Regions from separate parts of the Homo sapiens genome. Here regions 1 and 3 are each linked to region 2. Evidence: read pairs that join two places in POLR2A ChIA-PET (ENCODE). Cell type or tissue: HepG2. All regions are shown on one strand. Each heading gives the region's core, and the rest is flanking DNA. Links, peaks and the distances in the headings are about the cores only. Region 1 holds the start of LOC105371168 (a long non-coding RNA gene). Region 2 holds the start of QPRT (quinolinate phosphoribosyltransferase). Region 3 overlaps LOC105371168 (a long non-coding RNA gene).

Evidence for each region. ChIA-PET counts read pairs that join two places held together with the same protein. Peaks named below come from ENCODE experiments on the same cell type or tissue, not always from the same donor. Only the 100,000 strongest peaks of a DNase experiment are listed, where the experiment ranks them.
Region 1: POLR2A ChIA-PET joins it to region 2 with 13 read pairs; 9 of 35 experiments call an interaction of 5 or more read pairs at or near these places.
Region 3: POLR2A ChIA-PET joins it to region 2 with 13 read pairs; 10 of 35 experiments call an interaction of 5 or more read pairs at or near these places.

Annotation. Positions count from the first base shown.
Region 1 is chr16:29,588,529-29,599,317 of GRCh38, reverse strand. LOC105371168 (a long non-coding RNA gene) reads right to left here and starts at 1,527. Exons shown (of 2, transcript XR_950984.3): 1 at 1,496-1,527. MIR3680-2 (microRNA 3680-2) reads left to right here and starts at 53; the gene lies at 53-139. It also overlaps the pseudogene SMG1P2. RefSeq lists a silencer at 3,617-4,006. In HepG2, for the core only: no CTCF peak of the experiment used is centred there; DNase peaks (open chromatin) are centred at 3,737, 3,877, 4,607, 4,811 and 1 weaker place; H3K4me3 peaks cover 1,765 bases.
Region 2 is chr16:29,674,172-29,684,960 of GRCh38, reverse strand. QPRT (quinolinate phosphoribosyltransferase) reads right to left here and starts at 5,781. Exons shown (of 4, transcript NM_014298.6): 1 at 5,751-5,781. The coding sequence starts at 5,763. RefSeq lists enhancers at 5,236-5,737, 7,276-7,775, 7,776-8,277, 8,696-8,965 and a silencer at 10,419-10,713. In HepG2, for the core only: no CTCF peak of the experiment used is centred there; DNase peaks (open chromatin) are centred at 4,660, 5,350, 5,830 and 8,680; H3K4me3 peaks cover 2,060 bases.
Region 3 is chr16:29,601,050-29,611,838 of GRCh38, reverse strand. It overlaps LOC105371168 (a long non-coding RNA gene), which reads right to left. Exons shown (of 2, transcript XR_950984.3): 2 at 8,184-9,451. It also overlaps the pseudogene SMG1P2. Among named protein-coding and RNA genes, the nearest start is that of MIR3680-2, 7.2 kb to the right of the region's middle. RefSeq lists enhancers at 4,556-4,785, 4,902-5,623, 5,624-6,345 and a silencer at 4,963-5,203. In HepG2, for the core only: no CTCF peak of the experiment used is centred there; DNase peaks (open chromatin) are centred at 5,838, 7,008, 8,128 and 8,888.

The DNA.
Region 1 (10,789 bases), core at 548-8,547, 85 kb after region 2:
AGCAATTCTCCTGCCCCAGCTTCCTGAGTAGCTGGGATTACAGTACAGCCTCAAATTTAAGGAGGGACTCACTCACAGGATTGTGCAAATGCAAAGTTGGCTTTTGCATGACCCTGGGAGTAGGTGCCTCCTTAAATTTTGCACCCTCAGCAACTCCATCCCCTGTCACTTTGCTAGTCCCAACCCTGATGGGAACAAATGCAGGGAAGGCATTCCAGATGGCGGGAACAGCAAGTACAAAAATCCAGAGGCCAGAAAGGCTTGGTGTGTTTCAGGAACAGAAACTCGGTTCCCATGACTGAAATGGAGTAGGGAAATCCTAATGGAGCCAGAGAGGCAGAACCACCAACAGGAAGAAGAAAAAAATGTTGGAAGTTATGAGAGTTGCTCACGTTTGATTCATTTGATTAATTTTATTGAAATGGAGTCTCACTCTGTTGCCCAGGCTGGAGTGTAGTGGCACGATCTAGGCTCACTGCAACCTCCACCTCCTAGGCTTAAGTGATTCTCTCATCTCAGCCTCCCAAAGTGCTGGGATTACAGGCGTGAGCCAGCATGCCCCACCTGAAGCAATTTCTTTGTTGTCTTTTTTTTTTTTTTAACTTCTCCCATAGAAATAATTAACCCTCAAAAAACACTCAGTGTTGACAAAGGGTGGTGTGAGGACACAGAAAGTATCAGACTATCATTGGCAGAAACTTCCTGGAAAGCAACTTAACAGTCTGTATCCAAAGACTTAAAATCATTAACAGCCTTTTCCCCAATAACTCCACTTCTCGGAATCTATCCTAAGGAAATCTGCCACAGCCAGAGTGATTTTTTCCGTCCCCTTAAGAAATGGTCTCATCCTGTTGCCCAGGCTGGAGTGCAGCGGCACCATTATGGCTCACCACAGCCTGAAACTCGTGGGCTCAAGCGATTCTCCCACCTCAGCCTCCCAAGTAATTGGGATCACAGGCATGCCTCCACATCCATATGCCTAGTTGGATAATATTTTGACCAATAAAGAAAAAGAGGGCCAGGCGCGGTGGCTCACGCCTGTAATCCCATCACTTTGGGAGGCCGAGGCGGGTGGATCACGAGGTCAGGAGATTGAGACCATCCTGGCTAACACGGTGAAACCCTGTCTCCACTAAAAATACAAAAAACAAAATTAGCCGGGCTTGGTGGCGGGCGCCTGTAATCCCAGCTACTCGGGAGGCTGAGGCGGGAGAATGGCTTGAACCCGGGAGGCAGAGCTTGCAGTGAGCCAAGATTGCGCCACTGCACTCTAGCCTGGGCGACAGAGCGAGACTCCTTCTCAAGAAATAATAATAATAAAATAAAAAAATAAAAAAGAAAAAGAAAGGTAGTACCAGAGATTGTGTCCAGTTGCTCAAGCAATTTCTAACTTGTCTAATTTTAAAATTTTTTAAATTTTTATACAAAATTAGCCAGGCATGGTGGCATGTGCCTGTAATCTCAGCTACTTGGGAGGCTGAGGCAGGAGACTCACTTGAACCTGGAAGGCAGAGGTTGCAGTGAGCTGAGATCACACCATTGCACTCCAGCCTGGGCCACAAGAGTGAAACTCCGTCTGAAAAAAAAAAATTTAATTTTTTTTTGTAGAGATGGGGGTCTCACTATGTTGCTCAGGCTGGCCTATAACTCCCAGGCTCAAGGATCTTCCAGTCTCAGCCTCCCATCACTGTAATTACAGGCATGAATCACTTCACCTAAATGATTTTTTTTTTTTTGAGACAGTCTTGCTCTGTCACCCAGGCTGGAGTTCAGTGGCACGATCTCGGCTCACTGCAACCTCTGGCTCCCGGGTTCAAGCAATCCTCATGCCTCAGCTTCCCCAAATAGCTGGGACTACAGGTGTGCGCCACCATGCCTGGCTAATTTTTGTATTTTTTTGTAGAAACGGGGTTTCACCATGTTTGTCAGGCTGGTCTCTTGACCTCAAGTGATCCACCCACCTCGGCCTCCCAAAGTGCTGGGATTACAGGAGTCAGCCATCCATGGTGCCCTGCCTTTTCTCTTTCTTCTCCTCCCTCCCTCCCTACCCTCCGCAGCCCAGGCTGGAGTGCAGTGGTGGGATCATAGGTCACTGCAGCCTCCACCTGCTGGACTCAAGTCATCCTCCTGCCTCACCCTCCTGAGTTCCTGGGACCACAGGCACGCGCTACCACGCCGGGTAATTTTTGTAGTCCCCATCATTTAGAACTGGCAGGATCCTCCCTTAGTGAGGGATTGGTGGCCATAAGCAAGGAGCCCAAGGTGGAGGGGATATGCATGTGTGTGGAGGTGTCAACTCCTCATAATCTTCAAGTACTTTTGGTTACAATTTTTAATTGCACAAGCGATATATAAAGACGTTTTCTTTGCAACATAAAATGATAGGTTAAGACTCCTTATGCAGATAAGGTTTAGACACTTGTTTAAGGAGCATCCTGGCCCACCTTTTAAAAAATGTGTATGCATTCACTTTATGCATCAGATGGTTTAGGGAATTTTTTTCCCTGGGGCATGGGACATGTCATGGGGTAGATGGTCAGGTACGTCTCCTCTACCCAGCTGATTCTCTTTTTTTTTTTTTTTTTTTTTTTGGAGACGGAGTCTTGCTCTGTCGCCCAGGCTGGAGTGCAGTGGAGCGATCTCTGCTCACTGGGAGCTCCGCCTCCCGGGTTCACGCTATTCTCCTGCCTCAGCCTCCGGAGTAGCTGGGACTACAGGCGCCCGCCACCACGCCCAGCTAATTTTTTGTATTTTTTAGTAGAGACGGGGTTTCACCGTGTTAGCCAGGATGGTCTCGATCTCCTGACCTCGAGATCTGCCCGCCTCGGCCTCCCAAAGTGCTGGGATTACAGGCGTGATCTACCGCGCCCGGCCTTCTCTTTCTTTTCTCCTTTCCTTTCCTTTCCTCCCTCCTTTCCTTCCTTCCTTCCTCCCTCCTTTCCTTCCTTCCTCCCTCCTTCCCTCCCTCCCTCCTTTCCTTCCTTCCTTTTTCTTCCCTCCCTGCTTTCTCTCTCTCTCTTTTATTTTTTTGAGACAGAGTTTCACTCTTGTTGTCCAGGCTGGACTGCAATGGTCTGATCTCGGCTCACTGCAACCCCGGCCTACTGGGTTCAAGCGATTCCCCTGCCTCAGCCTCCCAAGTAGCTGGGATTACAGGCGTCCTCCACCATGCCCGGCTAATTTTTGTATTTTTAGTAGAGGCGGGGTTTCTCCATGTTGGCCAGGCTGGTCTGGAACTCCTCACCTCAGATGATCCGCCCACCTCGGCCTCCCAAAGTGCTGGGATTACAGGCGTGACCCACCGCGCCTAGCCCCCAGCTTCTTTCACCAGCAGAAGGCGGGCAAGCCTCAGGGTGAGAGGACTTCAAAGCACATTTCACATTGCAGAGGACAGGGTTTGGTGGTCGTGGGTACTCCCTTCCCTTACATCGTTTAGTTTTTTTCATTGGGAAGAAATGGTAAAAGGTGCTAGGACTCGATGGGCACATTTCAGGTGGAGGTTGGGAAGGTGGATATCCACCTCTCGATCTTACTATTTTCACTTTCCACTCCCCCCCGTAGAAAGTGGGAAAACTGGCGCACGTGAAACCAAGGGCACGCCTGTGTGCGCTCGCACCCCAGGGCACCAGCCCCCACCACCCACACTGCAGGTCCTTGATTGGACGCCTGTTTACACCTGACTGCCCAGCCCTCCGGTGCTTTCCGGGAAGCGTTTGGGAGAAAAGTGTGTGGCCGCAGTAGTGGAGATCCCTTGTCTTAGGATTCGTCACTACTACGCCCAGACCTCTTCGCCGTCCAAGAGCCTGGGGCCGTGGGGGGCGGGGCGGCCTGCTATCGGCCCCGCCTCTCTCGGCCCCGCCCCGCCGACAGGACCCGCCTCTCTCCCCAGGCCCGGCGGGGCCGACCCCGCCTCTCGCTCCCAGCATGCCGTGCGACAGTGGCGGCGCGGCGGGCGGAGCCGGGAGGCGGGGAAGCAGTGGCCTTGTGAGCGTGGGGAGCTGCCGCCACCGCCTGCTCCTCGTCGTCCTCGTCCTCCGGGGCCCCGGCGTCGTGGGCCGCGCATGGCCCTGGAAGAGAAGTCGGCGCCCCTTCATCCGCCTCTCTCTCACCGCGCCGCTCCCGCCTCCTCATTCTGCGTTGCGGGCTCAGGCGGAACCCGGAACGGCCGTCCTCTTACCCCGCCCTCCGCCGCCGCCTCCTCCTCCTCCTCCTCCTCCTCCTCCTTCTCTTCCTCCTCCTCGGCTTCCTCCTCAGCCCCGGGCCGGAGCGGGGTGTCGGCAGCGGCCGGTTCGGGCGGCGACTCGCGCTTCTCTGGGCGGCGGCGCTTGGCCATGTCGTGTCGGGGAAGGTAATGAGCCGCAGAGCCCCGGGGTCTCGGCTGAGCAGCGGCGGCACCAACTATTCGCGGAGCTGGAATGACTGGCAACCCAGGTGGGTGACCGGCCCGGGACCCCGCCCCGACCTCCCGGGCTCCGCCTCGGGCGGGCCGAGGCCTAGGGCCGCGGGGCTGGGAGGCGCGGCCTAGGCCCTCCACCCACCGGAGCCGGGCGCGGCTTCCTGGTTCTCCTCCGCCCCGGCTGGGGGAGGAAGGCCACGGGGAGGCGAGGCCTAAGTGCCTCTCCCCTCCCTGCATGTTCAGCCTGGGGCTGAAGCCGAGACCCGGGGCTCCCGGCGGTGGCACTGGCCTAGGGTCGGGACCAGGAGGTGAGAAAGAGGCGGGGGTGGTGGGGGGGCATTCCACTTACCGCCTCCCCCTGACCCCGAGTTGGGAGATCCTGAGAGTCCAGGACCCTCCCTGTTACTCATTCACTTTCTCGGTTCCCCAGTCTTTCAGCCGCCACGTGAGAGCTCTTGTAACCTCTGTTCCCTTTCTGTGACCCCCACGTGGTAATATTGAAAAAACCAAAACAAAACTCCAGCCAAGGCATTGCTCTGACTTTAGGCAGAACATTCATTAGTGGAGCATGAGATGAGATTGTGTGACTGTTGATGGGATCGACCCACTCTGGTCTTGGGCGATGGAAGTTTTCCCTAAGTGCAAGGCCGGTTACTCTGGTGAATCGTAATTCATACCTGGACACTTGAGTGAACTCTTTGGGCACCCACTTAGAAGTCTAGAGAATTTCCTCTTTTATGGAGGATTTGATCTCAGACCGTTTTGGGGCTTAGTTAGATTTGAATATATTAGGAACATTAACTTTTTAAATAAATGTAATTTCCTGTCTTTTTGATCAATGGGGGGAGGGCAGCTGTGCCTAATTTAGGATTGATTTATTCTAACCTCTCTTACTAAATAAATGCTTGTATTCAGAGTCTGTTTGGAATTTAACCCAATGCTTAGAACTCCTTAAATATACAGAAATATATTTTAGGGGCAATTGATTCATGGAACTCTCCTACTTTGGAGCACAATTGTATTATAATTGTCCGGAAACTGGCCAGATAATGTAGAACGCACAAGTTGTTGAGAAGCCCTTTTGTTTCCTGATAGTTACATGTAATTCCAGCAGTATTTGGAAATAATTTGCTAAGATGTTAGAATGTAACATTTGAAGACTCATTAGAAAAATCAATAAAATTATCTTTGGCTAATGGGTAGTACACATCTTAGTCTGTTTAATATGCCTTTCCAAAAAAAACTGTGTCTGTTGAGAATTGGTGTATATAACTAGATGACTTTAATAATTAGTGCCTGAGTCTAGAATTGAGATGTTTAGTCGTAAAAAAAAAATATTGTTCGATAAACAGCGTTGACTTGTCTTGTACCACTTAAGAGTTTGTGAGTGCTTTAAATAAAATTAGTTAAGTATTTTTCTTCCTATGATTGACATGCTTAGTTTTGCCTTTTTATTGAAATGTGTGAAATTTGATTATCTGGCATCTAACAAATCAGGTGGTAAATGAATGACAATGGATTTTCTATTATTTTTCAGTATTGTGATCAGTATAAGTATTTAAGAGAATTTAGTAACCTTTTAGAAGAATAAAGTGCCTTCCCAAATAGTCCTACAGCTTTTGTAAAGTGTAAATTGTAGTTTGTAGTTCTAAATAAATAGAGAAGAGTCGCAGCCACGTGCTAGGGCCAGCTGACTTCATTGCTGACAGGTATGAAGCCAAATGGCTTATGTAGTTATGGAATATGTACATAAGCTATTAATAAATATTATCCATGTTGTTTCTTTCAAGTGCTTTATTTCTTGGCTCTGGGGAGGGGCGATGTGGGAAGGGAGGAGCTTACAAGAAAGCTTGCAAGGTTTCTTTGAAGCTGTGCTTTTTGTAGGAAAGTTTCAGGATGTAACGCCTTGGTAGACGATACTGTGATACATTTGGTTACAGGGAGTAACAGTTTGTTAGGATGTTGGAAAGATTTGATTTTCTCCTGTTGTAGAGGGAACAGGAAAGTGTGGACATACCCCATAGCATAACTTGATTTGTTGCTAAGATTGTCATAGCTGATTTGTTAGTCAATAAAAATACCTGGGGTGTTTGCCAAGTCATAAATTTTTATTAGTTAAATTTGAGGTGATTCTGTCCCCTATTCAGAAAGATGACAGACTCCAGGTAACTGACGGAACGGATCTTGATCTTGCTTCTTGCTTAAATGAAGGTTTAGAACATCTTCAGATGCAGGCACATTTATTATGGTTCATCTGAATAATTTTGGTGAAAATTTTTTTTGCCTCTTATGTACCATTTTGTCCCTGGTGTTTTGGTTCTGTTTTCCTTGATGTAGGCTTTTTTTTTTGTCTTCCTGAGATGGAGTCTTGCTCTGTCTCCCAGGCTGGAGTGCAGTGGTGTAATCTCGACTCACTGCAGCCTCTGCCTCCCGCTTACAGGGAAAAATTCTCCTGCCTCAGCCTCCTGAGTAGCTGGGATTACAGGCGTCCAGCTAATTTTTGTATTTTTAGTAGAGACGGGATTCCACCATGTTGGCCGGCCTGTTCTTGGACTCCTGACTCAGGTGATCCGCCTGCTTTGGCCTCCCAAAGTGCTGGGATTACAGGTGTAAGTCACCGCACTCAGCCGATTTAGGCTTTTGAAAAAGCAATACTTGTTGATTTCTTTTAGTGTTAGTTTGCCAGTTGGTGTGGAAAATGACTGTTGAGTCAATTTTGACCACACATGATACTTCACACATACAGACAGGAAGTGTTCCAGGTGGCTGAATACGTGAATGTCATATGGCAAGAGAGCAAACCCGTGTTCCATAGAAGCATACCTCCAACAGTAAGCATTTATATGGCACTGGCTTATAGTCTTCCTTTTCATTCACTGTGCTCTCAGTCAACTCTTCTGTCAATTTTTTTGAGACAGGGTCTTGCTGTGGTCACCCAGGCTGGAGTGCAGCGGCACAGATACTTGGCTTACTGCAGTCTCGACCTCCCAGGCTCAAGCCTCCTGCCTCAGCATCCACAAGTAGCTGGGGCTACAGGCGCTTGCCAACAGCCCGGCTCATTTTTGTATTTTTTATAGAGATGGGGTTTTCACCACGTTGCCCAGGCTGGTCTTGAACCCCTGAACTCAAGCAATCTGCCCACCTTCAGCCTCCCAAAGTGTTGAGATTATAGGTGTGAGCCACCGCACCCGACATTTAAGAATGGTTAAGCAGGCTGGGGGCAGTGGCTCACGCCTGTAATCCCAGCACTTTGGGAGGCTGAGGTTGGTGGATCACCTGAGGTCAGGAGTTCGAGACCAGCCTAGCCAACCGACATGGTGAAACCCCCGTCTCTCCAAAAAAAAAAAAAAATAAATAAATTAGCAGGATGTGGTGGTGCATGCCTGTAATCCCAGTTACTCGGGAGGCTGAGGCAGGAGAATCACTTGAACCTGAGAGGCGGAGGTTGTAGTGAGCGACATCACACCACTGCACTCCAGCCTGGGCAACAGAGCAAGACTCCTTCTCAAAAAAAAAAATAAAAAATTAAAAAAAGAATGGTTAAACAAATGAGTGGTCTTAGGTCAGTTGTATTATTTGAAATCTGTGGGTTCCTCAAGCGTAAAGTTGAGAAGGTTTTGGGAACCACTGGATGCCTCTGGTTTTTTTCATATGAAGAAACAGAGGTGGTGGCTTCTTAGAACAAAGGGATATCTGACCTATGGAGGTTGCCCTCTTTACTCCTCTTCCCTAAAAAAATGACCTATCATTGCCAATAGCTAAAGTCTGTCATTTTTTCCACCTTAGTTTGGAAGATAATCTTCTAGTATCAATCAAGACAGAGATCAGAATGATGTGTTTTAAATGTGTAATTCATAATTGTACATTTTAATATTCTAAAGTGACATTGATTAATTTGACATTGGAGTCAAGTAGATTGATTAATTCAACAAAGAAGAGAAGGCATTCAAGTCAACAGAAAACAAGTAGATTTTACTTCTCCACTGGGGGTGTTAGGACATTAATTATGTACTTGGTCTTACTTGTTTAGTAGTAGATCTATATTGAGTGTCTTACTGTGCCCAAACTTAGGATCTTTGTATATTTCTAAAAGGATGAAACTGTATAATAAAAACACCTTCCAATTTTGGTAGATTGTAGACAGATCAGAGTATTCAAAAGTATACACATCTTCTCTATTGTGAAAGACCAAAAAATGGAAATGTGTTGTGAAATTAGAAAAGCTGTATACTAGTATGTCTGATGTTGTGAGAAGCTGGATTTTTGAAACCAGAGTTGTCTGTTCAGCCTTTTATCAGTCTGTACTAAGTTTGATGTCCATAGGTACATAATATAGGGAAATACATAAAGGATAAAATTAAGTGAAGTTACATATTTTATACTTATTAGGTGGGTGCAAAAGTAATTGCGGTTTTGGCAAAAACCGCAGTTACTTTCACACCAGTCTAATATTAAATGGAACTAGAGTCAAATAGAATTTAGCGATTGCCAGTTCTGTTCCACAGATTTCAAAGTACACTAAGGAAAATTTCAGCAAATTGTGCATGGCTGTTTTACTTGGGGGAGAGTAAAACGGCCATAATAAACTAAAAAATAAAAATTAAAACTAAAGGAACGTTTGTTTTTATGTTTTTCTTTTCTTTTCTTTCCTCTTTTTTGAGATATGCTCTTGCTCTGTTGCCCAGGCTGGAGTGCAGTGGTGCAATCACTGCTCACTGCAGCCTTGACTTCCTGGGCTCTGGGAATCCTCCCGCCTTAGCCTCCTGAGTAGCTGGGACCACAGGTGCATACCACCACACCTGACTAATTTATTTATTTTTCCTCTCTCTCTCTCTCTCTTTTTTTTTTTTTTTTTTGAGACAGAGTTTTACTTTGTTGCCCAGGCTGGAGTATAGTGGCACAATCTCAGCTCACTTGCAACCTCCACCTCCTGGTTCAAGTGATTCTCCTGTCTCAGCCTTCCAAGTAGCTGGGAATACAGGTGCATGCCACTATGCCCGGCTAATTTTTCTGTTTTTAGTGGAGATGGGATTTCACCATGTTGGCCAGGCTGGTCTTGAACTGCTGACCTCAGGTGATCCACCCGCTTTGGCCTCCCAAAGTGCTGGGATTCCAGGCATGAACCACCATGCCTGGCCTCCTCTCTCTTTTTCTGAAACAGAGTCTCACTCCAGTGCCCAGGTTGGAGTGCAGTGGAACCATCTCAGCTCACTGCAGCCTCCATCTTCCAGGCTCAATAAGTCCTCCTACCTCACCCTCCCAATAGCTGGGACCACAGGTGCATGTCACCACCCCCAGCTACTTTTTTTTTGTTGTTTTCTGTAGAGACGGGGTTTTGCCATGCTGCCTGGACTGGTCTTGAATACCTAGGCTCAAGTGATCCTTCCTCCTTGGCCTCCCAAAGTGCAAGGATTACAGGTGTGACCCACCATGCTTGGCACGCTAATTTTTTATTTTTATTTTTTTGTAGAGATGGGGCCTCCCCATGTTGCCCATGCTGGTGTCAAACTCCTACTCCAGTATGAAATAAGTCATTCCTTATGAAACAGTTAGTAATCGTATCTTTAAGTTGAACCTTCCCCTCACCCCAACTTTTTTTTTTTTTTTTTTTGAGACGGAGTTTTGCTCTTGTTGTCCAGGCTGGAGCGCAATGGTGCAATCTTGGCTCACTGCATCCTCCGCCTCCCAGGTACAAGCTGTTTTCCTGTCTCAGCCTCCCAAGTAGATCAGATTACAGGCATGTGCCACCACACCCGGCTAATTTTTTTATATTTAGTAGAGACGGGGTTTCACCATGTTAGGCTGGTCATGAACTCCTGACCTTAGGTGATCCACCTGCCTCGGCCTCCCAAAGTGCTGGGATTACAGGTGTGTGCCACTGCACCCCGCCTTTTTTTTAAAGACATAGTTTCACTCTGTCTCCCAGGCTGGAGTGCAGTGGCACGATCTTGGCTCAGTACAACCTCCACCTCCTGGGTTCAAGTGATTCACGTGCCTCTGCCTCCCGAGTAGCTGGGACTACAGGTGCATGTCACCAGGCCTGGCTAATTTTTTATTAGAGACCGGGTTTCGCCATGTTGGCCAGGCTGGTCTCGAACTCCTGACCTCAAGTTCCCACCTTGTGCTTCTCAAAGTGCTGGGATTACAGGAGTGAGACACCGTGCCTGGACTCCCCAACCCATTTTGTTTTTATTCCTTTATAAATTAGTATAATGGAAGGTTTTTTTGTTTGTTTTTTATAACAGGTAATAAAATACTCTAATTCAGTAAATATTGATGCTTCTAGGGAGATGTGTGTGTGTGTGTGTGTGTGTGTATAAATTTTTTTTTTTTTTTTTTTTAAGATGGAGTGTTGCTCTGTTGCCCAGGCTAGAGTGCAGTGGTGCAATCTCG
Region 2 (10,789 bases), core at 1,475-9,474:
GAGGGGGCGGTGACCCCACTGAGTGCCATGGCGTGCCAGCCATGGCGTGCCAGCCGCGGGCACCCCTGTTCCCCTTTGTGCTCTCATCTGGAGCTCACCACAGGGATTCTTCCCATTTCACAAGAACAGAAGCTGAATCCCAAAGCGTTTCCTGAATCGTGGCCTGGTGAAACAGCTTAGCTTCTGCAGAGCTCGAGAGAAAGAACGGATTTGGTTTTGCAGAGGTTAAGGCTGAGGCGGCAGCAGGAGATGTGGATGGTGGTGCCCAGAGGGTGGTAGGGAATGGCTCTGGAGTTCAGAAGAGATGCTGCCGTGGCCAGGCGCGGTGGCTCACGCCTGTAATCCCAGCGCTTTGGGAGGCCGAGGCGGGAGGATCACGAGGTCAGGAGATCAAGACCATCCTGGTGAAAACGGTGAAACCCCGTCTCTACTAAAAATACAAAAATTGAACTCCGGGGCCAACATAGCAAAACCCCGTCTCTACTAAAAATACAAAAATTAGCCAGGCGTGGTGGTGGGCGCCTGTGATCCCAGCTACTCAGGAGGCTGAGGCAGGAGAATCGCTTGAACCTGGGAGGCAGAGGTTGCAGTAAGCCGAGATAGTGCCATTGCTCTCCAGCCTGGGCAACAAGAGCAAAACTCCGTCTCAAAAAACAAAAGAAAAAAAGAAAAAGTTAGCTGGGCATGGGGGTGCACGCCTGTAGTCCCAGCTACTCGCCAGCTACTCGGGAGGCTGCGGCTTGAGTCCAGGAGTTGGAGGCTGCAGTGACCTGTGATTGCACCACTGCACTCCAGCCTGGGTGACAGAGCAAGCCACGGTCTCTAAAATAAAATAATAAGATAAAGAACCCACAGGGCATGTCCAACAAAAAGAGAAGCATCATCAGGAGTGGGTACCTGGGAAGGAGAAGAGGGTTTTGGGAGGTGAGCAGAAGTAAATAGAAGGAAGACTGAGGATGGGGCTCTGCACTTAGCAACTGTGAGGCCTGTGCCAGAGCGGTTTTTGTGCCATGTGTCGGGGGCAGAAGCCACATTGTCATGCTCGAGGAGCGCACGGGAGGTAGGGAAGTGGGGGTGTTGGTGTGAACCACTCCTTTCAAGAGAAGTGGACACAGTGGGGCCTCTGCCTGGGCTGCACACCAGAATCACAGGGAGCTTTTCAAACTTTCAGATGCTCAGGCCCATTCCAACCCAGTGAACCAGAATCTCTGGGGGTAGTTTCCAGGGATCCAGGTTGGGGAAGAGCCAGCCCCCACCCTGCTCTGTGACTCAGATGCACATGAGGATCAAGAATCAATGCTCGGCCAGGGGCGGTGGCTCATGCCTGTAATCCCAACACTTTGGGAGGCCGAGGCAGAAGGATCGCTTGAGGCCAGGAGTTTGAGACCAGCCTGGGCAGCATAGTGAGAACCCATCTCTACAAAAACAATTTTAAAAATTAGCTGGGCATGGTGACACACGCCTGTAGTCCTAGCTATTCAGAAGGCTGAAGTGGGAGGATCCCTTGAGTCCAGGAGTTGGAGGCTGCAGTGAGCTATGATGGAGCTACTGCACTCTGGCCTAGGCAACAGGGTGAGACCCTGCCTCAGGGAAAAAAAAAAAAGAACCAATGCTCTCATAAGACCACATATTGGCTGGGCGTGGTGGTCACACCTGTAATCCCAGCACTTTGGGAGGCCAAGGTGGGCCTAAGATCACCTTAGGTCAGGAGTTCGAGACCAGCCTGGACAACATGGTGAAGCGCTGTCTCTACTAAAAAAATACAAAATTTATCCATGTGTGGTGGTGCACGCCTGTAATCCCAGCTACTCGGGAGACTGGGGTGAGAGAATCGCTTGAATCTGGGAGGCGGAGGTTGCAGTGAGCCGAGGTTGCGCCACTGCACTCCAGCCTGGGCAACAGAGTGAGATTCCATCTCAAAAAAAAAAAAAAAGAATCAGTCAGGTGTGGTGGCTCATACCTGTAATCCCAGCACTTTGGGGCATTTGAGACCAGCCTGTGCAATATAGTGAGACCCCTATCTCTAAATTAAACATTTTTTAATCAAAAAAATAAAGTTTCAAAGACTCTTAAAACATACTAACCAATCACAAAGTGTAGATTTTACTTAGATCCTAATTCAAACAAACTAAAAGCAAATTAGGCTATTTATGAAACCACTGGAATCTGGACATTGAATGTTTGATAACACCAAGGAAATTTTTAAAGTTTAGTTTTGACAATAGTATTGTGGTTGTAGTAAAAAGAAAAGTCTTTATCTTTTAAGAAAAAAACATGATGAGGCTGGGCGCAGTGACTTGCGCCTGTAATCCCAGCACTTTGGGAGGCCAAGGTGGGTGGATCACCTGAGGTGAGGAGTTCAAGACCAGCCTGGCCAGCACGGCAAAACCCATCTCTACTAAAAAAAAAAATGCAAAAAAATTAGCTGGGCATGGTGGTGGGCACCTGTATCCCCAGCTACTTGGGAGAGTGAGGCAGGAGAATCACTTGAACCTGGGAGGCAGAGGTTGCAGTGAGCCAAGATCACGCCATTATACTCCAGTCTGGGCAACAAGAGCGAAACTCCATCTCAAAAAAGAAAGAAAGAAAACATGCTGAGATGTTCACATATGAAAAGATTTGAGCCAGGCACGGTGGCTCATGCCTGTAATCCCAACACTTTTGGGAGGCTGAGGTTGGAGGATCGCTTGAGGCTGGGAGTTTGAGACCAGCCTGGGCAACACAGCAAGAACCCATCTCTAAAAAAAAAAAAAATTTATTTTAATTAGCCAGGTGTGGTGGCACACGCCTGCAGTCCCAGCTACTCCACAGGCTGAGGCAGGAGGACCACTTGAGCCCAGAAGTTGGAGGCTACAAACAGTGAGCTATGATTATGTTACTGCACACCAACCAGCCTGGGTGACAGAACAAGACCCCGTCTAAAAAACAAAAGAGGCCGGGTGCGGTGGCTCACACCTGTAATCCCAGCACTTTGGGAGGCCGAGGAGGCAGATCACAAGGTCAAGAGATCGAGACCATCCTGGCCAACATGGTGAAACCCTGTCTCTACTAAAACTACAAAATTAGCTGGACATGGCAGCAAGTGCCTGAAGCACGTGTAGTCCCAGCTACTCGTGAGGCTGAGGCAAGATAATCACTTGAACCTGGGAGGTGAAGGTTGCAGTGAGCCGAGATCCTGCCACTGCACTCCAGCCTGGTGACAGAGTCAGACTCCATCTCGAAAAAAAAAAAAAAAGAATCTGGATCTGCTAGCCTGGCCAACATGGTGACACCCCATCTCTACTAAAAATACAAAAATTAGCCGGGCATGGTGGTTTATGCCTGTAGTCCCAGCTACTCGTGAGGCTGAGGCAGGAGAATCGCTTGAACCCGGGAGGCAGAGGTTGCAGCGAGCCAAGATCATGCCACTGCACTCCAGCCTGGACAACAGGGCGAGACTCTGTCTCAAAAAAAAAAAAAAAAAAAAAGAATCTGGATCTGATGAAAATTATGGATCTCCTTCCCAGAAAAATGCGTAACCGTGTTCTCACAAAGACACACAATTTCACCTGCAAATTCTGGGGTTCATGAACTCCCCCAGAGCCCATCCCTGATCCCTCAGTAAAGAATCCTGGCTCTGAAGGAATCAGGTCGAGACCCCTTGACATCTGCTAAGGTATTTAATCTTCATTACAACCCCGTGAGACCAGTGCCACCAACTCCATTGTCCAGATGTGGAAACGGGCTTCTACAGGTTACAAAACTTGCCAGGGTTTCCACTGCTGCTGAGTGGCAGTCAGGATTCACATCCAGGTCGGCGTTGTTTCAAAAGAGAAAGACACAATGGAGATTGAAAGGTGTTTGGCGTGGCATCCTGCATGGGACCCCTGAGAGCTGGTTCCACAGTGGAGCCAGAGGGACCGGGTGTATGGGGCCAGCAGGCACCTCAAACATGGAGGAGGGTCTAAGCACCTGTGCCTCCCATCCTCTGTCCTCCCCACAACCTTCTGAGCAGGGAACTATTTATTTTCCTTTTTTTTTGAGATGGAGTCTCGCTCTGTCGCCCAGGCTGGAGTGCTGAGGCCTGGTCTCAGCTCACTGCAACCTCCGCCACTGGGGTTCAAGCAATTCTCCTGCCTCAGCCTCCCATGTAGCTGGGATTACAGGTGCGCACCACCACACTCGGCTAATTTTTGTACTTTTAGTAGAGACGGGGTTTCACCATGTTGGCCAGGCTGGTCTCAAACACCTGACCTCAAGTGCTCCACCCACCTCAGCCTCCCAAAGTGCTGGGATTACAGGCGTGAGCCACCGTGGCGGGCCAGAGCAGGGAACTATTATTGTCATTTTACAGATGGAAGAAAACGGGACTCTGAGAAGCCAGGACCCACCCATGGTCACACAGCCCCATCCCTGGTGGAGCCTTCTGAGCGTAGAGCATGGACCCCTGGGTTTGTGCTGGTGGAAGGGTTTACGGGGCGCCAGTTTAGTCAGCCACCCCTGTGTAGGACACCTATGGAACACCATAGGGGGCCTCTGAGGAGAATCACCTCCTTATTGCCATTGTGTCCCCAGGCCAGTGAACATGACCTGCTCTGCGGCTTTACACAGAATGCTCTGGGCTGAAACACTTCCTTGAAGCGTTGGAATGTGACCAGACATCCTGGCTCCTTGTAAAACCCACTCCCACCAGCTGCAGCCCAATAAGTTAAAGATTATCTTAGTTGGCCGGGCACGGTGGCTAACACCTGTAATCCCAGCACTTTGGGAGGCAGAGACGGGCGGATCACGAGGTTGGGAAATGAGACCATCCTGGCTAACATGGTGAAACCCCGTCTCTACTAAAAATACAAAAAATTAGCCAGGCGTGGCGGCGGGCGCCTGTAGTCCCAGCTACTCGGGAGGCTGAGGCAGGAGAATGGCATGAACCCGGGAGGCGGAGCTTGCAGTGAGCCGAGATCACGCCACTGCACTCCAGCCTGGGGGAAAGCGAGACTCCGTCTCAAAAAAAAAAAAAAAAAAGATTATCTTAGTAGTTAGACATATGCTTTGAGCTTAAAGGAAATTCACATAAACCACCACGGCTATACATCTTTCAAATGACGCGCACACCCCCACCTTCACCGTTTCACCCCGTACCATCTGCTTCTTAGATCAAAAGATTGTACTCAATAAATTATCAGGCAACCAGGGCTCTGCAGCCTTCACTTTAGCAACTGGCCCCCTGGGGCTGCTTTAAATCTTAACTTGTCTTTTCTCATTCCTTTGTTGCCACCGGACTTCATGGTTGGGGGTTGGGACTGATCACCCCAACAGTTTGCATACAGCTCCCTCCAGGCAGGGAATCACGGGACTCAAGCCCCCTCCCCCACCCAGCTGCAGAAGGGACAGGACTTTGTCTCTGCTTCTCCCGAGCTACCAGCGAGAGCAGAAGTCCATGCTGCTCCCCCAACCAGCCTCCCACTTCCGGCCCCCACTGCCCCCAGGAGACGCCACCTCCTCCAGGCCACCCTGCCCTTTTCTAGGGCTTAAGCCCCTTCCTTCCCCAGAGCTCCTTGGGGACTCAACACAGGAGAAAGAAGAGTGAGAAGGGGCCTCTGGGGGTTGAGCAAGGCTGCAGGGACATGGGGTAGGTAAGGGAGTCGATGGCGGGACCAGAGGAGAGATGACTCCAGAGGAGGCAACAAGGGGCTGAGACAAGCCAGGGTGGGGGCAGGGGTAGGCAGTGGGGGGATGGGTGCAGGGACATGGCAGAGAGAGTGTCCCTTTACCTTCAGCGTCCATGGTGACTTGCAGCTGTCTGGGCTGGTGTGTTGGCTGCTCAGGACCAAGGCTCCCAGAGGCCCCAGGCTGGGGGTGGGACTGTGGAGGGAGGGAGGGCCCATCAAGCTGTCAGCCGGCCCTTCCCAGGCTCCCCAAGCCTCCCTCCTGTCCTCTGCCAGGCCTGCAGATTCCTCAGCAGGCCCTGAAAGTCAGAGGAGGGGCTCTGATGGGGAACTCAGAAGCCCTGCCCCAGCCAGTGAAGGAGCCCGAGGCCCTGTTCTCACCCAACACCCAGCCCTCCTGGCCCTAACCCAGGGTCCAAGGCTGTGAATGTAAGCATGTGCTCCCTGGTGAGGGCAGGCAGGCATTTTGGATGGTGTGCTGGGAAAATCATGGGCCCTGGACCTGGGTTCAAATCCTAACTCCATCCTTTTTGATCTCAAGTACCTTTTTACCTTTTTCTGTGCCTCAGTTTCCTTAGCTTTAAAATGGCATAACAGGGCCGGGCACAGGAGCTCACGCCTGTAATCCCAGCACTTTGGGAGGCAGAGGCAGGTTGATCACCTGAGGTCAGGAGTTTGAGACCAGCCTGGCCAACATGGCGAAACCCCATCTCTACTAAAAATACAAAAATTAGCCGGGCATGGTGGCGGCCGCCTGTAATCCCAGCTGCTCAGGAGGCTGAGGCATGAGACTCACTTGAACCCCGGAGGTGGAGGTTGCAGTGAGTCGAGATCATGCCACTGCACTCCAGCCTGGGTGACAGAGTGAGACTCTGTCTCAAGATAAATAAATAAATTTATTAATTAATTTAAAAAACGGCATAACAGGCCGGATGCAGTGGTTCACGACTGTAATCCCAGCACTTTGGGAGGCTGAGGCAGGCAGATCACGAGGTCAGGAGATCGAGACCATCCCAGCTAACATGGTGAAACCCCGTCTCTACTAAAAAACCAAAAAATTAGCCGGGTGTGGTGGTGGGCGCCTGTAGTCCCAGCTACTCGGGAGGCTGAGGCAGGAGAATGGTGTGAACCCGGGAGGTGGAGCTTGCAGTGAGCCAAGATCATGCCACTGTACTCCTGGGCGACAGAGCGAGACTCTGTCTCAAAAAACAAAACAAAACAAAAAAACCCGGCATAACAGGCTGGGCACAGCGACTCATGCCTGTAATCCCTGTGCTTTGGGAGGCCAAGGCAGGAGAATCGCTTGAGGCCAGGAGTTTGAGACCAGTGTGGGCATCATAGAGACATACAGAGATCCCATCTCTCCCAAAAAAAGAAAAAAGAAAAAGAAATTAGCTAAGTACAGTGGTGCACACCTGTAGGCTGAGATGGGAGGATCACTTGAGCCCAGGAGTTCAAAGCTGCAGTGAGCCGTGATCGTGCCACTGCAGTCCAGCCTGAGTGACAGAGAGAGACCCTGTCTCTAAAGAAAAAAAAAATGTAATGGCATAACATCTACCTCATGGGTCCAACTGAGAATCAATGAGAAAACTCTGCAAATGAAACAGAGTAGGAACTCACCTAATATCCACTTCCCTTCCCTTCCCTCTTTCCAAGGAACTTTAAGGGCACAGACAGCTTAGAGCCCAGCTTCTGAACCAGAAAGTGGGGAAACCACCAGTCACCGGGACTGGGACTTCAGGCAAGTTCCTGTCCAAGAACTGCCAGGGCCTTTCTTTCTTCCTTTTTTTTTTTTTTTTGATGGAGTTTCGCTCTTGTTGCCGAGGCTGGAGCGCAATGGCGTGATCTCGACTCACTGCAACCTCCGCTTCCCGGGGTCAAGCGATTCTCCTGCCTCAGCCTCCCGAATAGCTGGGATTACAGGCATGCGCCACCACACCCGGCTAATTTTGTATTTTTTTTCAGTAGAGACGGGGTTTCTCTATGTTGGTCAGGCTAGTCTTGAGCTCCCGACCTCAGGTGATCCACCCGCCTCTGCCTCCCAAAGAGCTGGGATTACAGGCATGAGCCACCGCGCCTGGCCCAGGGCCTTCCTTTCTTCATTGGAAACCCTTCTTGCTACAGTTGCTCACAGGGACTGCTAGTCGCTAAATTCACTTGCATCTTCCCAGCCTTCTCCCTTTGCTTTCTCTGCCGCACCTGACTGCCGGGACTGGGGCTGGCGTGACGGATCGAGACACCCAAGGCACAAAATTTAGGGAGGCCTCATCCTCCAGCTCACTTTTTTTTTTTTTTTTTTTTTTGAGACAGGGTCTTGCTCTGTCACCCAGGCTGGAGTGCAGTGGCACAATCTTGGCCCACTACAACCTCCACGCCCCAGGCTCAAGTGATCCTCCTACCTCAGCCTCCTGAGTAGCTGGAACCACAGGCGTCTGCCACCATGCCCAGCTAATTTGTGTATTTTTAGTAGAGAAGGGGTTTCACCGTGTTGGCCAGGCTGGAGTCGGGCTCGCTTATCACCCCAGCACCTTGCTGGCCTTGATTCAGTCCTGGGCCTGTTTCTGAGGCTGCAGTGAGCTATGCAGTGAGCTTTTTTTTTCTTTAGAGACAGGATCTCCAAATGTCATTTTTCTCCTGGTTAATTTTTTTTTTTTTGGATACAGGGTTTTGCTCTGTCACTCAGGCTTAAGTGGAGTGCAGTGGCCCAATCAAAGCTCACTGCAGCCTCAAACTCCTGGCCCCAAGCCTCCTGAGTTGCTGGGACTGTATGTGCATGCCTCCACCCTAGGCTAATTTTTTATTTTTATTTTTTGTACAGATAGGATCTTGCTATGCTGCCCAGGCTGGTCTCAAACTCCTGGCTTCAGGTGATCCTCTTAAAGGCTCTTTTCTATCTTTTGCAGGTGCTTCTTCCTACATCCAACCCTCAGATTTTGGTGTTGCTTCAGTGTGGCAGAGACTGTTTCCCTTTTCCTTCTGGGTACCCTACTAAACTACATTTCCCAGCTTCCTCTGCACTGAGGCAGTCTTGTTCTGGCCAATGGAGTGTGAGCAAAAGATATTTCCAGACCTGACCCTAGAAGTCTTCACAGGATCCTATTCTGCCTCTCCCCTCCCATTAGCTGGTCAAAAGCAGACCACTCCAAGGCCCTAGGAGGATGACAGAGCCACTAGATGGAAGGAGACTGGGTCCCGGAATAATGTTGTGAAAGGTCATGCTCCAGATGTCAGGAATTGACTGTCATAAGAAGGAAAAAACTTCTTTTGAGTTATACCGCTGAGATGTGGGGGCACTGTTTCTTACAGCAGTTAGCCTGCCCTGACTATTACACTCAGATTCTCTCTACAGCTCTCTTCTCAATCTACCCAGTGAATGATATAATTTATGTATCTATCTATCTGTATCACTATTTATTTATTTATTTATTTATTTATTTTTATTTTTATTTTTTGAGAGGGAGTCTCACTCTGTCACCCAGGCTGGAATCCAGTGGTACAATCTCGGCTAACTGCAACCTCCACCTCCCGGGTTCAAGTGATTCTCCTGCCTTAGCCTCCCAAGTAGCTGGGATTACAGGCGCATGCCACCATGCCCAGCTAGTTTTTGTTATTTTTGGTAGAGATGGGGTTTCGCCATGTTGTTCAGGCTGGTCTCGAACTCCTGACCTCAAGTGATACACCCACCCTAGCCTCCCAAAGTGCTGGGATTACAGCCTTGAGCCACTGCATCCAGCCGACTCTTAAATCTATATCTTCTATCCTGAGTTCCCTCTCAAGCTCCAGGCCTCTATTCTGTTTTTGTTTTTGTTTTTGAAACAGGGTCTCACTGTGTCACCCAGGCTAGCGTGCATTGGCATGATCACAGCACAAAGCAGCCTCAACCTATAGGGCTGAAGTGATTCTCCTGCCTCACCCTCCTGAGTAGCTGGGACTACAGGTGAATGCCACCACGCCCATCGAACTTTTTTATTTTTAATAGGGACAGGGTTTCGCCATGTTTAAAGGCTGAAGCAATTCTCCTGCCTCGGCCTCCCAAAGTGCTGGGATTACAGGTGTGAGCCACTGCACTTGGCCAATAAATCTATTTCAAACCCAACCTCTTTCACCTTCCAGACTGCCACTGTATCCAGCGTGGGCTAGAATAATATTATCATTTCACACTTCCTCAGAACATCCTCCTGGATGACCAGGTCAACTCAAAGGACAGAACTGGGCCAGGCACTGTGGCTTGTGCCTGTAATCCCAACAGTTTGGGAGGCTGAGGCAGGAGGATCACTTGAGGCCAGGAGTTTGAGACCAGCCTGGGCAACAGAAATTTGTTTATGAAAATAAACAAATAAGGCCAGGCGCGGTGGCTCATACCTGTAATCCCAGCACTTTGGAAGACCAAGGCAGGCAGATCACCTGAGGTCGCGAGTTCGAGACCAGCCTGGCCAACATGTTGAAACCTCGTCTCTACTAAAAATAGAAAATTAGCCGGGCGTGGTGGCGCGCATGCCTGTAATCCCAGCTACTTGGGAGGCTGAGACAGGAGAATTGCTTGAACCTGGGAGGCAGAGGTTGCAATGAGCCAAGATCGCACCACTGCGCTACAGCCTGGGTGTCAGAAGCAAGACTCTGTCTCAAAAATAAATAAATAAATAAAACTATTCTTTGTGCATGAATTTATTCATCCCTCCATTCAGTAAACATATACTAGGTAGCTACCGCATGCTGGGCCCTGGGCTCTGGAAACACAAAGAGGACATGTGGCCTTGGAGGGGCTCACACACTGGTGATGAGTGTCACCCTCACATCACTACAGCCGGGTTATTCATGCTGTCGCAAGGGGTGCTGCAGGAGTGGAGAAGGAACACAAAGTCTGCGTGGGGTGGGGCAGCGAGGGCAGCTGCACAGAGCCCGTGACAGTTGAGCTGAATCTTAATGGTTGAGGAAGAGTTGGCGGGAAGTCAAGGCATTTATTGTGAGCCAGCGTGGGGAGGGCTGGCTTCAGGCCGAGCTCAGGCAACTCGGGGGAGTCGGCGGTTCTCTCCAAGGCCAACGCAGAGCCTGTACGGCTTGCCTGGGACCCTGGTTCAGCTGGGCTGGTGATGGTGCAGTGGGGCAGGCAGGCTCTGAGCTCCAGACTGGGCTGAGCACACAGG
Region 3 (10,789 bases), core at 2,130-10,129, 74 kb after region 2:
ACTGGCAGGACCTGTTGGCGCTGTTTTCTGCCACACCGTACTTTGGGGAGAAGGGGGAGGGGGAGGCATTTCTTCATAAATGTGAGAATGCCCCGAGGGCAAGACTCAGCAGGGCTCTGTGTGGTTTCTCTGAGGCTCTGAGCGGAGCAGCCGCACCACCATGCAGGTCAAAGCCGGGAAAAATCGTAGTAGGACAGGAGTGGGGAGAGCCTGTGGCTTCCAGCTGGGCGTTGGACATGTGAATGTAAGGGATGACTCTGATTTCTTTTTTTTGTCATTAGAATTTCACTGGTTCAGTCTCCCTCCCGCCTAGGTACATGTCCGCCTGGTATGTAACGACATGGATAATAGCTTATGCAGCCTGCACTCTTACCTTTAAAAAATGGATCCCTGTTGGCTGGGTGTGATGGCCCACGCCTATAATCCCAGCACTATGGGAGGCCAAGATGGGCAGATCTACCGAGGTCAGGAGTCCGAGACCAGCCTGACCAACATGGTGAAACCCCATCTCTACTAAAAATACAAAAATTAGCTGAGCATAGTGGCTCACGCCTGTAATCCCAGCTACTTATGAGTCTGAGGCATGCTCCGGGACGTGGAGGTTGCAGTGAGTTGAGATCCTGCCACTGCACTCCAGCCTGGGTGACAGAGCAAGCCTGTCTCAAAGAAAAAAAAAAAAAAAAAAAAAGCAGCCCCTGGGTGCTGAGTGTCTGACTTCCTGTTGGTGCCAGGAGTGAGTTGTGGGAAATGCTTCATTGGCCACCAGGAAGGAGACATAGGATGGGGCGCTGCCTAGTTTTCTCTTTCTAATAAAAATCACATCAGTCATACATGAATTCATCATCATTTAAAAATTCAAACCAGCCAGGCACTGTGGCTCATGCCTGTAATCCCAGCACTTTGGGAGGCCGAGGCAGGCGGATCACCTGAAGTCAGGAGTTCGAGACCAGCCTGGCCAACATGGTGAAACCCCATCTCTACTAAAAATACAAAAAATTAGCCAGGTGTGGTGGCAGATACCTGTAATCCCAGCTACTCGGGAGGCTGAGGCAGGAGAATCACTAGAACCCAGGAGGTGGAGGTTGCAGTGAGCTGAGATCGCACCACTGCACTCCAGCTTGGGCAACAAGGCGAAACTCTGTCTCAAAAAAAAAAGCAAAAATCAGCTGGGCGTGACGGCGCACACCTGTAGTCCCAGCTACTCGGAGGCTGAGGCAGGAGAACTGCTTGAACTCGGGAGCCAAGATGGTGCCACTAAGCTCCTGCCTGGGTGACACATTTCTCCTCCTTTACCACCCCCCAGCCCCAGAGTTTCTGTGGCTGACAGTGTACGCTTCCAGAGCTGCTTCTGTTACAAATATATCGCTGGCCTATTTATTTAAAAGATCATAATGTACAACTTGTTCTCCACCTTTTTTTTAAGCCTAAAATGGTTTTGCCATGTTCCCAGGCGGTACGCAGAGGCTGCCCTCTTTAGCTGCTAAGAAGACTTCCCTGTGTCGGCAGGAACAAGTGTGCTCACCGCCCCCACCCCCTGACCCCCCGTAGACCCCTGTGGAGGGCATTTGGGGTTTCCCAGCTTTGTGCAAATGGGAAAAGGTTATGTGGTTTTTTGTTTTTTGTTTTTGTTTTTGTTTTGAGACAGAGTCTGTCTCTGTCGCCCAGGCTCGTTGCTCACTGCAACCTCTGCTTCCTGGTTTTAAGCAATTCTCCTGCCTGTGCAGGATTACGGGCATGTGCCTCAGCCTCCCAATTTGCTAGGATTACAGGCATGAGCCATCGCACCCGGCGGGGTGTGGATTCTAATGTAATAGCTAATGTGCCTTCCAAAGAGGCTGTACCAAGTCACACGTTCCTGGATTTATTTTGTGGTAATAGGGCTTTAAAAAGTATTTTTATTTATTTATTTTTATTTTATTTTATGTTTGAGATGGAGTTTTGCTCTTACCCAGGCTGGAGTACAATGGCGTGATCTCGGCTCACTACAACCTCCACCTCCCGGGTTCAAGCGACTCTCCTGCCTCAGCCTCCCGAGTAGCTGGGACTACAGGTGCCCACCATGCCCAGCTAATTTTTTGTATTTTTAGCAGAGACAGGGCTTCACCATGTTGGCCAGGCTTGTCTTGAACTCCTGACCTCAGGTGATCCACCCGCCTCTGCCTCCCAAAGTGCTGGGATTACAGGCTTGAGCCACCGCACCCGGCCTAAAATAGCTTTCCAGCAGTCCTTTTGGTCCCAGTAGGTAAAGCCTCAAGGCAGGCTGTAGAGTGCCAACCCTCTCTGACCCAGAGGTGAGGGTTAATGTTAATAGGATCCCTTTCAGCGAAAGTTAGGGCCACACTTCTCATGTCCCTAAGCCATTTGTACTTGTTTTTTTTCTCTGACCCACCTGTGTATGTGGTGAGTATGTGTGTATGTGTTGCTTTTTTTTTTTTTTTTTTTGGAAAGTGATTTTCAGTAACAGAAAGGGATGTGCTCTCTGCAAGGGTGAACCTATTCTTGCCCCTGTGTGTAAGGCAAGAAGGAGAAGTTGTGTTCTCTGAACAGGCAGACCCTGCTGAGAGACGGAGGTGTGTTGGGGTTCAATCATTCTGGTGGGAAAGATATTAGAGATAGTTATAGAAATAGACACAAATCTTGGAAGGCCGAGAAGTTGGCATAACTTTGGTAATTAGCTCTGGCTGAAGGCGGCCTGATCCCTTTACCTTTAGTTAAACAAATAAACATAGAAATAAAAGAAAGGCAGAGTAGTTTACCTAGCTAGCTTGTTTACTCATATAATCTTAAGACCCTGGGTGCTTAAATGCTTTTTACTCGGGAAGTCCACAATGTCTGTTACACTCTAATGGTGTTGACTCAAGCTTTTGTTAATTAATCATACTGAATAAATGCGCGTCTGACTAGCTGATCAGGGCCAAGTAGCAACTGTTTACAGGACTCAGCAGGGAGCCTATAAGCGGCTGGGACCCTCAGCTGGACTGGCAGAGCAGAATATCTGTGTGTCTGTACTTTATTCATCTGTCACGGGGTCACGGGTCTGTAAGGGACAGACTCCCTGCAGCTGGTGCCCCCTCGAAAGGAGTGCTGTCGCAGAGGTGGGCTTGGCTGAGGCTGGTAGAACTCCAAGCTGATTCTCAGGTCGTTCTGACTTCAGCTCGGAGAAGGGCAGTGGATGTCCCAGGAAGGGAGACCCTGCCCTTGTAGGGGGACTTCTGACAGGTGCAGGGGGCAGCCTGGAGCCCGGACCAGTGGGCAGGATGGGCGCTCCAGGGTGTGAAGGAGAGGCTGGGCGTTTTATCTGTGGACATTGTTCCTGGAGCAGTGAAAAGCCATAGAAAGTGATTTTATTTATTTATTTATTTATTTATTTATTTATTTATTTATTTATTTTGAGACGGAATTTCGCTCTTTTTGCCCAGGCTGGAGTGCAATGGCATGATCTCGGCTCACTGCAAACTCTGCCTCCCGGGTTCAAGCGACTCTCCTGCCTCAGCCTCCCGAGTAGCTGGGATTACAGGCATGCACCACCATGCCTGGTTAATTTTGCATTTTTTAGTAGAGACAGGGTTTCTCCATGTTGGCCAGACTGGTCTCGAACTCCTGACCTCAGGTGATCCGCCCACCTCGGCCTCCCAAAGTGCTGGGATTACAGGTGTGAGCCAGTGTACCCAGCTGATTTTTTTTTTTTTTTAAATGATCACACGTAAGGTTGGGTTCCAGAATTTTCTGCTTAGGAAGGGAAAGGGCACCTTTTACCCCCTTAGTCCTTGAGCCTGATCCTACAGAAGGTACAGTGGCTTTCGGGTCTGGATCCTCAGCCCTCGGGCCTCTGAGGCTGCTTTGGGAGAGGGTACGGATTTGAGAACAAGGTTCTCAGTTTTGCTGGCTGTCTTTTCAGTAGCCCAGGCACGTCCCACAGAAAGTTTCTTTTTGTGAAATAATCGTGTGAAATGGGTTGGCCTCGGTGCTTAGAACCATCCCACTGACGGTGAGTGGAAAAAATCCCTTGCTTGTCAGTCTGGTTAGGAGATGAGGTCCTTTCACGCGTGTCTTCGTGTTGGTGCGCTTTTCACTGGTCATAAAGGTGAGAGGAACCAGCTCTATGTGTCTCTTTCTGGATGGCCATATGGAACTTGTCATGACAGTAGGGTTGTGTGGGTTATTTATTGCTTAACGAAGACTTGGCAGCGTGTACTGGAAATTCAAGCGATGCTGGGTTTTATCAGAAGGCGCAAAGGCTGGAGTTGAGATTCTGGCTGGGCCTGGATTTGGTTTGGGCAGTTATCTGACCTCCCTGGGCCCCAGCTGGCTCTGCATAGCAAGTAGGGTAGCATCTACTCAAAGTCCCGGCCACAGCCGTGGACCGGCACTGGCCCAGGTGAGCTCTCAGTAAATAAGTGGGAGCTCACAGGTTCAGAAGATGCTGTGGGCCTCAGGGGCTTCCACCTCCAGGGAGGTGCTCTCAGAAGAAGGGCCTGATGGGCTCACCGCATCGTGGAGAAGATACCCCGGCTCAGTCTCAGTCAGTTCCCCAAGCGCATAGGTGTTCGGGAAGTGGCCTGCAGACAGCTCCTCCATGCCTTGAAAGCAGAAGTAGCCCCCTCCTGTTTCCCTGTCGCAGTTGGGTGAAGCATGGGAGCCTGCTGGGACAGTCCCAGGCGTGCCGTCACGCAGGGGCAGGCCGTCCGTCGGTCTCGCGGGACTCTGGCTGCGGGTGGCTGAGGACACCTGGCCTCATGGGAGACGGTGCCAGGGTCCCTGGAGTGAGGTGGGTCTCCTCCCCATGGCTGTCACTCCTCAGCAGATTGGTGTGGGCGGGTGTGCGTTTAGGAACCTGTGAGCTGAGACATTGTCCAGCTAGCATCAGGCCAAAAGCAACCAAGGCTTTGAGAAATCCACCTGGCCCCGCCGAGCCTGTTTCTGGCTGTGGAATGGGATTTGCCCCAGCGCCAGGTGTCTGGGAATCGCAGGCCTCCGCGTGTGAAGGTGCCAGTTGCATGGGCTGTGACCGTCCCTCCACATGCTTGTATCTCCTGCTCACTGTGCACGTTGAGCAGCCCTCAGCCTCACTATCTTCTCCTTTGGCAAAAAGAAGGAAGGAGCAAGGGAACAAAGAGAGGGAGGGAAGAGCCAGAGACAGGAGCCAGGGTTTCCTTTAGTCTGGAGCTCTGGGTGCGAGATGATGTCACCCACCCACACTCGGCACAGGCCCAGGGTCGGGGGGCTGTGGGTGGAAGTAGGAATCGCCACAACTGTCTCTGAGCCCCTCCCTAAAGGGTGAAGGGTGTAAGGGGTGGGTTTTGATGGCTGTGGGCTTAGCTGTGGTCAGTGGACTCAAAGGCCAGTTGGCCAGTTAGCAGTGACCAGAGAGCAGAGGGGGCCTGTGTGTGTTTTGCCCCAGGGTCTTCAGGCTGCCTGGCTGCCTCTATCTGCCCCCCTGGGGTGTCCAGCACCCCCCTGGGGTATCCAGCACCTGTAACCTGTAGCCCCGCTTCTCAGTCCAGGCCTGTTCCAGGGCCCCCCCAGGGTATCAAGCACCTGTAGCCTGTAGCCCCACTTCTCAGTCCAGGCCTGTGTAAAACCTGGCCCCGGGTTGGGTTTTGGGATCCCTGCACCCCTCCATCCCCAACCCCGCACAGCTGGGACCCTGGCTCAGCTAGCAAAGGTTCTGCATGTTTAAGGAGCTGGGTGGGCCCCAGAGCTCAAGCCGTGGGCTCATTGCAGGCGGCAGCCAGTGATTAGTGCTGAAATCCGACTTTCCCAGCCAGACATGAAAGTGCCGCCGGCGCCTGGGCAGGTCACGCTGCATCACGGGATTCGGGGCAAGGCCGTAGGGGGAGTTCACAGAAGCACATGACCTGAGCCACACAGGAGAGCCTAACGGGCACTTCTGACCCTTTTTTCTTGGGTCACAGACCTCTTTCATAATCCAGCAGAATGTGCAGAATCTTGCCCAGGAAAGTGTACCAGCCGCCTTCACACAGAAGAGTGGGCTGCGCAGACCCCCGAGGGCCCAGGCCAGGGTGAGAGCCACCCCCTGTAGAGGGGTGTCCAAGGTAGGGCACATGCTTGCACCACCTCTTGGCACCTCTTGGCCACCACTTTCCACTCCAGCCTTTGAAGCCAGTGATAATCCCCAATTTAGAGCTGGGGAAACTGAGGCAGGAGCGAGCCAGGAGCCAGGGGCCACAGTGCCCACCTCTACACTGAGGCCACTGTTTGTCATCAGGCATAGCGGAGCACACAGCCACGCCTGGGGAGTCTGGTGGGTGCCAGGGGTCTGGGGAGGTGTCAGCAAGACTGGGTGGCCCAGTCGGCCCAGGTAAGGACACAGGTGGGTCAGAGGCTCATCTGTGTTCCCCAGCAACCCCTAGGGGCCCTTCGCACTCCTCCACCCTTCTCCATCCTTCCCAGACTCACATCCAGGTATCCTGGACAGCCACAGGGTTCTGCCCCCAAGTAGGCCTGGCCCTCCCTGGAGCATCACCTGGATGGCTGGCCATGGGCAGGCCTTGCGTGGCCCATCTGCAGGGACAGGGCATGTGTATGCACGCAGATTGGTACTGTGTGCCCGCGCGCTCCCCAGAGGCCCTGTGGCAGCACCCCCTTCCTGCCGCTGCCCTTTTCCAACAGGAGGGCCCCCCCCCAGTGCCTCCTTCCCTGATTGTGGCCAAATCCTGAACTCTCCCTCTGGAAGGCGGACCCTCCGGGGTGGCCACAGCACCTGCCCTCCAGGAGCGTGGGAGGCGTCTCTTTCTCTGCATCTCTGGCCGTCAGACCGCCCCAGGTGGGGACCATTCTCTGGCATTGCCCCCCCTCCCCTGCCCTAGGATTTGCCCACTATGTGAGGAATGAGCACCAACCTCCTATTCCGGGCCTTGGAGCATGACGCCCGCAAACTCAATCCCTGCTGAGTCATCCTGACCTCGGGGTGGGCCAGCATCTGTCACTGCTGAGACACTATATGTGTGAGCTGCTTGTTAACGAGAAAGCCAGAGTCTGTAAAATATTTGAAGAGGTTTATCCGGAGTCAAATGTGAGGACCAAGGCCTGGAGGCCCTGAGGACATGTGCCCCAGGGGCTGGGCCACAGCTGGAGTTCATACCTTGTACAAGGACAGAAGTTACAGGCAGACATCAGTCAGTACATGAAAGGTATTTGTTGGTTCTGCCAAGAAAGGCGGGACAACTCCAAGGCAGGGATGGGCTTCCTGGTCACAAGTGGGTTCAAAGATTTCTTTTTTCTTTTTATATATATATATATATGTATACACACATATATATACACATATATACACATATATATACACATATACATATATATACACATATATATACATATATATATATTTTTTTTTTTGAGATGCTTTTGTTACTCAGGCTGGAGTGCAGTGGCATGATCTCAGTTCATTGCAACCTCCGCCTCCTGGGTTCAAGTGATTCTCCTGCCTTAGCTTCCTGAGTAGCTGGGACTACAGGCATGCACCACCATGCCCAGCTAATTTTGTGTTTTTAGTAGAGACGGGGGTTTCACCATGTTGGTCAGGCTGGTTTTGAACTCCTGATCTCAGGTGATCCACCCACCTTGGCTTCCCAAAGTGCTGGGATTACAGGCATGAGCCACCGTGCCTGGCAAAATATTTTCTGATTCACAATTGGTTGAAAGAGTTATTAGCTAAAGACCTGGAATCAATAGAAAGGAGTATCTGGGTAAGACAGGAGGTTGTGGAGACCAATATTGTGTTTTGTTTTGTTTTGTTTTTGTCACCCAGGCTGGAGTGCAGTGGCATGATCTCGGCTCACTGCAACCGGGTTCAAGAGATTCTCCTGCCTCAGCCTCCCAAGTAGCTGGGATTGCAGGTGCCTGCCGCCACCATGCCTGGCTAATTTTGTATTTTTAGTAGAGATGGGGTTTCTCCATGTTGGTCGGGCTGGTCTCGAACTCCTGACCTCATGATCTGCCCACCTCAGCCTCCCAAAGTGCTGGGATTACAGGCATGAGTCACTGAGCCAGGCCAAGATCTGTGTTTGAATGTTAGTGCTGGTCAGCTGTACCTGAATTCCAGAGGGAGGGGGTATAACAAGGCCTGTGTGACCCCTCTTCCCATCATGACCTGAGCTCGTTTTTCAGGTTAACTTTGGAATATCCCTTTGGCCAATAGGAGTGGTCCCTTCAGTCAGTTACGGGGCTTAGAATTTTATTTTTGGTGTACGTGCTCAAACTGCAGCTGCTACAAAACCAAGGCCACGGTGACCCCGGGGCCAGTCCAGCTTTGTCCCTGTGCTCTCGAGCTGCTGGAGGCCAATGCAGGATTCTGCCCACGGCTCACATGTGTGGCTTCAGACCCTGAGGGTTCTTGGGGCTGTGTCTTCACCTGGTACTGTGTAGGGGCCCTGTGAGCTGAGTCAACTGGAAGAGCCCAGAGCCTCTGCAGAAGGCCTGAGCAGGGCCCGGGCACTGTCCCTGGAGCTCTGAGTCCCTCAAGCTGTGTGGCCCGGAGCCAGGCGCTTGACTTCTCTGGTTGTTTGCTTCAGAGCTGGGAGCCTGGGGTGGCGTAGGTCTTTGGCAGGGGTCAGGTAGGGGAGGGGCCAGCCAGGAATCAAACATCCCTGACAGGTGAGGGGGCAAGTGAGGAGGGCAGGGCAGGAGCCCCTGGAGCACTTGTGCAGCAGCATCTGGACCGGTGCAAGCCCTGAGATGGCTTCAGGTCCTGCTCAGAGCTAAGGGCTCCCCGTCACCAGGGATTCTTCCATCACTGCACCTGCAGAGCCCATCGGGATTGGGGAGAGGCCCTGGCCTTAGTTTGGAACAGCTGCATCCGCCTGTCGGGTGTACAGGCTGTGCACTGGTTAAGCCTGAGCACAGAGTCTGTTCAACAAGTTCATTGTGTGGTATTTGCTTCCGCTTGCTGTTGAGTTGGACTGGCCTGGATGCTGGCCAGGAGCCCAAGTGGACTTGGTGCTTCTCTTTGACAGCCAGGATTGAAAAGCCTAGTTAAGTGGGCAGAGCACGAGGGTGAGATTTAGGAGACCTGGATGTCCTCACTTTGCCGCCCAGGAACTGCTGTGTGACTTTCAGCAAGTGGGACAACCTCTCTGAACTATGTTTACCCCAGCTATAAAATGGAGGTGTTGGATTGGCTGCCACAAGTGTCCTTCCACCTCCACAATACCGTGACTGGAGCGGGTTTTCACTCCTTTTTCTTGTTAGCATAACTGTTGGAGCTATAGAGGGTTTGGAGTGGGGTATGGGTTTCTGGGCCACAGATGTGTGAGGCTCCGCACTTAGCCAGCAGTGGCAACTCCTTATCACTGGTGCCCATGGCTTCATCTGTGCCCTGAAGATACTCATGCTGCAGTGACTGGTCAGATTAATGGTGATGCTTTCATGGGGCGCCGTAAGACATGTCCGCGAGGTATTTCGCCCATGCAACGGGAGGCAGTGTTCCAGTCTGTTGGAGACATGAAAGGGAGGCTCAGTCCCTGCAAAGGAACTTGCCCGAGTTCACACAGCATTTCAGCACTGGGTGGCCTGGCTTCAGAGTTTCAGAGGGAGGGGTGGCCCTTCCTGTCGGTCCTGGGGGTCTCCTGGAGTCAGGACCCTTGGGAAACCCAAATCCACCAGGACGCTTGCATCAGGAGAACCTGACTACATGAGAAGCTGCCCTTTTCCGGTTCTCCTGCTTACCCTTGACTTGGGGTGTCGGCAAATTTCAGAGCTTGCCAAATCTGCATCTTCCTGGCCTGTTTAAAATGAATGTGTCAGCCCCATTCTGGACAGCAGCTGACACCTCCTCCCCCGTGCCAGCCAGGACAGTGTGGTTGGGCGTAACTCAGCCCCGGTTAAAAATGGAAAAAAGTACAAAGACATGTGTTCAACGGCTGGTGACAGAATTTGAAAATGTGACACCAGCCTGTTAGTAATTTGTTTTCACAGAAACCTGATTCAACACTGAGCAGACAGGTGGGGCCAGGGCCTTGGGATCATCTCTGTTCTTGCCCAGGGACATCTGTATGTCTGGCCCAAAGCGGGGGCCTTGTGCTCTGCAGAGACTGGACATCAAAATTGAGCCATTATAAGCAGACCATCCTGGCCAGGCACGGTGGCTCACGCCTGTAATCCCAACACTTCGGGAGGCCAAGGTTGGCGGATCGCCTGAGGTCAGGAGTTCGAGACCAGCCCGGCCAACATGGTGAACCCTTGTCTCTACTAAAAATACAAAAATTAGGCGGGCGTGGTGGCAGGTGTCGGTAATCCCAGCTACTGAGGCAGGAGGCTGAGGCAGGGGGCAGGAGAATCACTTGATCCCCGGAGGCAGAGGCTGCAGCTACTCGGGAGGTAGAGGTGAGAGAATGGCTTGAACTCAGGAGGTGGAGGTTGCAGTGAGCCAAGATCGCACCATTGCACTCCAGCCTGGGCGACAAGAGCGAGACTTTGTCTCAAAAAAAAAAAAAAAAAAAAAAAAAAAAAATGGAAACACTGCCTTTGCTTCCCTGCCCCGGAACTGCTTCATTTTCCTTGGGGTTTCTGGACCACTTTGACCTCTCTCTGTGGCCAGCAATGGTGGGGAGGTGGGTGGATCTGGAGCTGGCATGGGCAGGCTCAGCATTCCAGCCCATTCTGGGGTGAGGTTGGCCTTGGGTGAGGACAGGGGTCACTGGGTCAGACATTCATTTTCTGGAGCCCAGGGGTGGTGACGTGTCCATCAGGGAAGCACGCGCCTGTGCTGGGGGGTGCTCCCTGGACCAGCAGCGCCGGCCTCCCTGGGACCTTGTTCTGTGCAGATGTG